Linked DNA regions of Homo sapiens: region 2 is linked to region 1. A link is a contact called in ENCODE Hi-C data. All regions are on one chromosome and are shown on one strand. The core of a region is the stretch at or near the end of the contact, and the rest is flanking DNA. Distances in the headings are between cores, read along the strand shown.

Evidence for each region. A loop is a pair of places that touch in the nucleus more often than their neighbours do. Pooled maps may share reads with other maps.
Region 2: a loop to region 1 is called in a map of A673, with 6 times the contacts of the local background. The contact joins the promoter of LINC02253 here to the enhancer-like site in region 1. A Hi-C loop is called at or near these places in 7 of 168 maps with a recorded cell type or tissue (A673, Calu3, GM12878 and 4 more) and 5 of 50 pooled maps.

Annotation. Positions count from the first base shown.
Region 1 is chr15:96,891,512-96,895,533 of GRCh38, forward strand. No RefSeq gene overlaps it. Among named protein-coding and RNA genes, the nearest start is that of SPATA8, 110 kb to the left of the region's middle. Within about 2 kb of position 1,945, at least 2 of the 41 ENCODE cell types and tissues checked have a DNase peak (open chromatin) inside an H3K27ac peak, as active enhancers do; they include A673, where a contact is called at or near this core.
Region 2 is chr15:97,232,215-97,236,236 of GRCh38, forward strand. LINC02253 (long intergenic non-protein coding RNA 2253) reads left to right here and starts at 2,078. Exons shown (of 8, transcript NR_183855.1): 1 at 2,078-2,270; 2 at 4,007-4,022.

The DNA.
Region 1 (4,022 bases), core at 695-3,194:
GCACTCATGTGTAAGCTAATAACGTGAACAGAGGGAAAATGAAGAGACTTAAAAAAAAAAAAAAAAAGGAAAAAAGCAGAATGAATTAGGGCAATTGAGGTCGCTCTGTTTCATTTTTGCTGGAAGGATTTTAGCCCTAGTTTTTACCTTATCGCTTATTACACAATTTACGATAAAATGAGATGTGATTCCATTCTTATTGTTGTGCTATAGTCTATTGAACATGCATATATAGAATTCATTTCAGATTTAAACACTATCTTAATTATAAACTGAATAAAATGGACAACCTATCAGGTTTTCTAAATTGCATTCTAACAAATAGTTTCATTTTTTATCACATTTCTACTGTTGACATATTGGGTATAATAATGTTCAGGGAATATTCCCTTTTAATGCAGTGTCTTAATTGTGCCAAAGTATTTCCCATGTGACAACTAATAGTTTATTTCTGACTTACAAGTTTGAGAACTTTAACCGTATGTCATGCCTTGCAATATTTTTCATGATGATCTGCTTAAATAACACTATCAGGAATTTTTTTTTGTTTTAAAATCACCTACAAATGATATATATTTTGCATATTGAAAAGACATCATAAGTATATTACATGTAACTTTCTATTTTCTTTAATAAATAATGTGATTGCTTGTATTTAGGATTCATTTACAGACACTTTTCCAACAAAAGACTTACGTACATTAAGTTGAAAATATTGAAAGAAATATCTCAATTGTGATTAAAAATGAAATACCCAGTTAATGGAATATAGAATGCAATTTTTAAAGAAAAACATATGTGCCAGAACCTGAAAAGTTAAGTCTTATTTTTATATTTACTCACTACAAACTGTGAACGTTGCTTTAAATGAAAAATACGTACCTGATTAAACATATAGTTTTAAAGTAGTCCTAAATATAGTATATTTAAAGTAATCCTTCAAAGTAATTCTGAGTTAATAGCATGGGTCCTAATCCTCAGAATGTAATGCTATGTATTCTTTAAAAACGCTGATTTGTATTCATATGATATTTTAAAATGTAAAAGAATAATCATGCTGAGAAAAATCTGACATTGGAAACTGAAGACAACATATAATTTTGTAATTAAAGGTAAATTTTTCATATGTGCAGCATTTGTTGAAGAATTTCTAACTTAAAAATCACTTAAATTTAATTTTACATGTCAAATACATAACTATTTCACTGACACAGGGGAAAGAATTTAATTAGCACTTTAATGTTAATTGTTTATTAATGTGTTAAGCTTATCAAACTGCCTCATTTAACTTAATAGATATTGCTATACTTTCGTATATTATTCTAATAAAGTATACAATTTGGATTTTTTTCCCTTCTTTTTCAAGTTCCCATGCAACACCTACACGTAAACCTGGCCAACTGGTCTGTTAGAACAGAGCGGGGTGTTTCCTGAAGTTTGAACCTAAACTATTAAATAAAACAGTTATCCTGCAAGACCCAAGAGCTATTACTGCCTACTAATGTCGTCTTGCAGATACTTTTTTTGAACAGTACACAAGAAAGTTGATTCATTTCTCTCTCTCTTTGACTATAAGTAGGGGGTTGTCCAACACACACACACACACACACACACACACACACACACACACACACAATTTTTAGTCATTTTTTTCAATTTAAATGATTTGCTATCACAGTTACTCCATCTTTTATCTCTAAAATAGTTTCAACCCTGTTAATGTGTGCATGTACTTTTTTCTTATCAGCCTCTCAGCAGCATTTGTGATTCATAGCAGCCATCAAAGTGATAATAAACTCATTCACAATACTAACAAACACGGGGCTCCCAGTTATTTACGAGGCAAATTCACTGCAAGGCTGGGCTGTGGAACGGGAGAATCAAGATGGTGTTGATTGATAAATTGACAGGTTAATTTACAAGTGGATAATAGGAGTTAGACCCAGAGGGAAAGAAGGAAGGTCTGAATTCTAGCTTGGTTGCACTGCCATCTGTCTTATGCCCAGAAAGCTGCAGGACTGCTGGCTGGCAGGATCAAATACATACACATTCTTCATAACTTAAAGACAAAGACCTCCATTTACTGCTTTTTGATGGGTTTGTTGCCTTGGTTCTTCACACAATTGACCCTCAATATGTCACAAACAGTGCCACGTCTCAGTGTTTTTTATAAGTGCCACTTAGAACATGACTTAGAATAAGTTATTCTGTCAGTTTCACAAAAACAATGAACAAAATTGCTTTCAAGACTATATTTCACAAATATTAATTGTCATTGGATTGTTGAAGAGTGAATGCATTCTTTCAGATTTCCAAAGCCTCTGAGATGTCCTTGTTCTAGGATGTACATCGCCCCCCACCACCCCCACAAAAAACACACATATACCTTTTCTTTTTCATCCTTGGTATTTAGATGCTATCGGTCTAGCTATTTACAAGATAGGGTAAAGCAAATTGTATGAATCTCATGTTAAACATTTGCATCACTGTTTTTCCTAGAGTTTTATTGTTGTAAATTTGAACATATTTCATAATTTTAAACAATAAGTTTACAAAGTTCTTTTCAAAATGGAGTACTAGTGCATTTGTTTATGTTTCATTTCCAGTGAAATATTTTATTGTACAGGCCAGCCATTTTTATTTTAGTTTTGTAGGAACAGGCCATTAAAAATCTTTTAGGTCTTGTGTAACAGGGACATATTATCATAAGTTCTCAGGAAATTGCCTCGATTGGGCTAGTGCCACTGTGAGTTAGATGGCAAATTTGCAACTACTGTCACTTTGGGAGAAAACCTAGTCTTTGGTCTTTTAAAATTGGTTGGTTAGCAGCAGTGGCTATGCTGGGGGCCTCCAAAATTGCCGGGCTGTGGTTCTTACTTGCCAGCACTTATAATTCTGAAAGTCGCCGGTCTCAACCCAAACCTTTTCTCCCCATATCGCTACATTGTAGGCGAACACCCTTCTCAGATTCCAAATCCATTTAATGCTTAGTTCATGTTAAAACTTGGTAGGTTTGAACAAATACTGAGGAGTTCAACACATTTTCAAAGGAAATTGAAAAAGGCACAAAAGAGCATGTCTGCTCAGCTTCTGCAATTCATTACGAAATGCCAACACTAATACTATTTTTAAACAGATTGCTCCTATTAATCAAGGTATTAAAATAAACTATTAAAATTATGCCTCTAGTTGAGTAACATGAGAAAGCCCATGGAAAATATCTGGTCAAGAATGAATGTCAGAAAAATAAAAACAAATAACTTTGCATGCATGGAATTTTATGGTGTCACAAGGTTAAAAATGTCCCCTTAAAGGGTAAATATCCTTTGAAAAGAAAATGCATTTATGTGTGAATGGGAGGTTGAATGGCCTTTACTGCTTTGTTTAAACATAGACAATCATCTTTGTAATTTTTTTTGGCAAGTTGTATATTTTTCAAAAGAGACTCATAAAAGATCGCATGTTTAAGATTGCTAATTTTTCTTGATGTGGTGACTTTTTTATTAAAAGGGAGTCTTTTCTTCAGTAAAGTGTTTAAGTAGTTTTTAAATTTCACAATCTACAGATTGAAAACCTAAATTCTTTCCTCAGACTGTGAAGCAAGGCATTTTCTTTCTGAGGACTACTTAAACTTTGCATTATATATTTTCTATTTAAAGTCTCAGTGACAACAAGTGTTATGCAAAATAGGAAAATAATTGATAAGACAGCTTATAGAAATGTATGCTTTTATACATATTTATATAGGGAATGTAATAGAAGAAAAATATGCTCAAAATTTAGTTTAATACTTATCTCCTGTCTCTAAATTCCAATTGTAAAACTGTTAGATTCATAGAGGCATAATTTCTAATATATTATACTTTTTAACTTAAAATATGTTAACTTCCTAGAGATTTGTTTTTAGTGAATAATTCTCAAACCTCATGACTCCACTAAGATGTAGCAGAACTCGTTTTCATCAGAAGCATGTTGACATGGAAGAGAATAAAGGCCCAATGCAAGAATGGGCAGTCATTGAT
Region 2 (4,022 bases), core at 828-3,327, 340 kb after region 1:
GCTTCTGGAGGATAGGAATCAAATCTGGTTAATTTGCTTTTAGGGGTACTTTATAAATTTTGGATACTTTTAAGTGAAAATTGTTTTTTAAAATAACTTATCTTGGCACAGAAACATCAGTAAAGTTGCATAGCCATATATTTTTCTCATATCAAGAAAGAGTATACATAACAAAACACAGGTTTCTTCTGCTATAAGTTATCACACCATTGCCCCTTTATCAGTTTGGGGGCTCCCTGCTACTGAACACCTCAAAATCTGGCCAGAAGTCTAGAAATAGCTACTACTATTCTCTTTTTGTAAATAAATTCCCATAGATCGAGTCAAAGGAAAAAGTGTGTTTTTCATATGTGAGTAATTTTCACTGACACACATTTCCCTGCATAGGAAGACAGTACTAATGTAGCAATCTGAAAGTCCTTGTGATGAAAGCGTGTGTCACCATGTGCAAACTGTGAAATGTAATTGAAAGTAAAATGTTTAATTAAAATGGACATTTCTGAGCCTGCTTCTGGCAGCAGCCATCTTGCTGAAAAATTATATTTGTTACACCGTCAACCTGGGAGAACAGTTCAAGAGATTGTGAGTGCCAGGTTTCATCCAAAAGTAAATGGGGTGAAAATCGGAAAGAGAGCTTAAATGCTGATCCTTTTGTAACTGTGCATGTCTCCAACACATGTGCCCTGGTACAGACCAGTCAGAACAAGGGGACCTGCCACGTGTAGCTGTTCCTAAGTCAATATTAATTATAGCAAAGCATCCTTTTCTGTCCAAATAATTGTCCCTTTCACTCACGTCAGCAAGTTTCCTTAACAATTGGGCTTTCACGTACCGTGCAGTCATTGTACAGCTTGAAATGTGAGGATACTCATCATTTCCAAAATTATTTCTCCATTGAGACCACTGGGATCTTCTTCCACCACTCCCCAATAAGAGCCACTGATCCTAGATAATTCACATACTTGAGTGGAGATGAGCTTCACTGATGTCTTCAGTGCAAATGTGAAAACTGAATTGGAAAACAAAATTCTGTCTGGCATCCAAAGGGCAGCTTCTTCTGCCTTGGGTTTCCGGTATCAAAGAGCCCCTGGCCTGAATGGGCAGGTTGGATCATCCAGGAAGTGTCACAGTTTCCAGAAATTTCCTTCTTGGAGAAAATTGTCTTTGACATTTTATAAAGGGCAAGTGAAATAAACTTTCTCTTCCATCTCTCACTTAATCCTCTAAAATCTCAGTAGCCAGTAGTGGATCCCGTGATAGAACAGAATATGTGTACTGCTTCATAAAGGCAGAAGTCCCAACTTTTATCCATTTTTCAATGTTATTAGGCTTACTTGCGCTTTTTATATGTCTACCTGCTCCTGAGTCCAGCGACCATCTCCAAAAATGAAGAAATGAAACAAACCAACAAATAGATAAATAAAAGATCTGTAAATGTAAAACCCGTTAAAAATGTAAATAGCCAAGTATTGTGGAATAAATTTAGAAGATTTGATCACTGTTCTGTAAATCATGATTTGGGCATGAAAAAAACTCTCATGGTCTAGATCCAGCAGCCATGACATTTGATCATTTTTCCCTACCTGACCTTGTTTAGTGAGCTCTTTCTCAATAATATGTTCTTTATTGCCGAACGAATGCTCTTTGAATTTACTTTCTTTATGATGTGATTAAAAATCTTCATGACATCCCTAATGATTCATCTCTTTTGGAGCTGGGCAGAAGGGTAACAATTTCTATAATGCACACATTTCATTTAAGGTGAAACCAGAAGGAGATTTATCAATCAGAACAGCGTTTTCAATGTCGTGAGAGGTGAAGCCAGCTGGACTTCTGGGTGGAGGGACTTGGAAAACTTTTCTGTCTTACAAGAGGATTGTAAAATGCACCAATCAGCACTCTGTAGCTGGGATTGTAAAACGCACCAATCAGTGCTCTGTAGCTAGCTAGAGGTTTGTAAAATGCACCAATCAGGACACTGTAAAATGGACCAATCAGCACACTGTAAAATGGACCAATCAGCAGGACATGGGCAGGAAAAATAAGGGAATAAGAGCTGCTTACCCCAGCCAGCAACGGCAAACAGCGCAGGTCCGCTTCCCGTCTGTGGAAGCTTTGTTCTTTCGCTCTTGACAATAAATCTTAATGCTGCTCTCTCTTTGGGTCCATGCCATCTTTAAGAGCTGTGACACTTACAGCCAAGGTCCGGGGCTCCATTCTTGAAGTCAGCGAGACCACGAATCCACCGGAAGGAGCAAACTCTGGACATGGTAGGGTGAACTGCAACCATTGTAAACGAATCTTCGGCACATTTTCTGCCTGAAACATCCAATAACCCTTTAAATAGGAGGTTGCTTTTAATTTGTACATGATCTAGACCACGATATTTTTCCTCTGACAACAAATGTAAAATTTAGCCTAAGCCATAATATGGAAATTTTTAGTGAATATGGAAAGATATTAGCTAGATTATTTTACGTATGTTAAGTAAAATAGACTACTTAATTTGAACTTAGATTAGTGGTTGTTTCCTGGGTTTTGCCATTTATCATTAAAATTTTTAAAGAGATTTCAGGGATGCTAAGATGAGAAATCCTCTTCTTTTTTGGGGGGGGGGGGGTTGGAATTCACTTTAGTGAGCCACCTGCTTCATACTATTAACAATATTGCCCACACCTTTGACAAGCTTTCAGTCCTAGATTTCAATGGCCTCAGCAAGGTGTTCATGATTGGAAAATCCTGAGTCCCATGGGGTAAATATCTCTCCCAAAATGTTCTAGCTCCACAGTCTTGTGAAAACAGAAAACTACATGAGCAGATTACAAACCTATTCAGGAGAAGCCAACAACAGGGGAAGAAAGCCTTCTGCAAAAATACTTTTGAACTTCAGAAGAGGAGGCACATGCTCCGTCCACGAAGCTACAACAAATAGAAGTTTTTTTTTCTTTACAGACATATGTAGAACATTTGTTTCCATTTTATTTCTGCTGTCATAATATGATGGTTTTATTCAGTTTTTAAACATGCTTCAGCTGGAAACACTACATCTTTAAATCAGGCAACCCTGGCTTCAGTGTGAATTCCCTTGCCGCACTCCCTCACCTTACCCAGGTGCATGTTAAATCAGTATTAATGACAATATCATTCTTGTGCAGTCATCTCCTGCCTGCAATTTGGTTTTAATTACCCGCCGCGTTGTCTTTCCCCCTCACTGACAGCCATTAAATAGGGAATGACACCGGAGCCATAGTTGTGTGGAATATTCACTTCGCCAGATTTCATCCCCTTCATAAAGCAGGCTGCAGTGCCTCCTAGTGGCAGAGATCAGAAAGGGAACGGTGGACTTTCTGGGCACTCTGTAGGTGAATTTGGAGATCTGGGCAGATTTGTAACTGCAATGACTATATTTAAAGAAAAAAATAAAGTTTAAAGAGCACATATTAATTAAAGGACAATAAGTGCGATTTGGTTAAGTTGTTTTAGAAATTGATATATAGCAATAAATCGATGCACTATTTAAGCCTTGTCTGACCATCTATAAAAGTGAAAATGAGGATTCAGAAACAACAAACTTGTGGAATAAAACGTAACTGACAAAGTTCTCAAGGCCAGTTGTTCAACAGAGGTGAGCTGCAAGTGCCCAGTGAGTTAGAACTTCAACCGTTTCTATTTCCTCTTTCGCCACAGCACGGATCTTCTTGTTTTCGTTTTTGTTTTTCTTTCTTATTTTCTCTTTTATTCCATTGTACAAAATAATTTTATATATGATCTTAAAACATTCTTCTAAACTACAAATGCATAAATGTCTGTGAACAGTATCTTTTGTGTACAATTAGGTCCTTAAGTGTTTTTTTTTTAAACAAAGTTTTTCCTTAAAGAGGAGTTTAAAATTAAAATTATTTGTCTAAATGTTCAATTTAGACACTGTGCAGATGCTCTGGATTGAAGGTATTCATAAAATGGCTATCACGTTTTGAATCTTTGAAAATTTTGGTTAAATCTGCAGGCATGTGCTTTTGCAG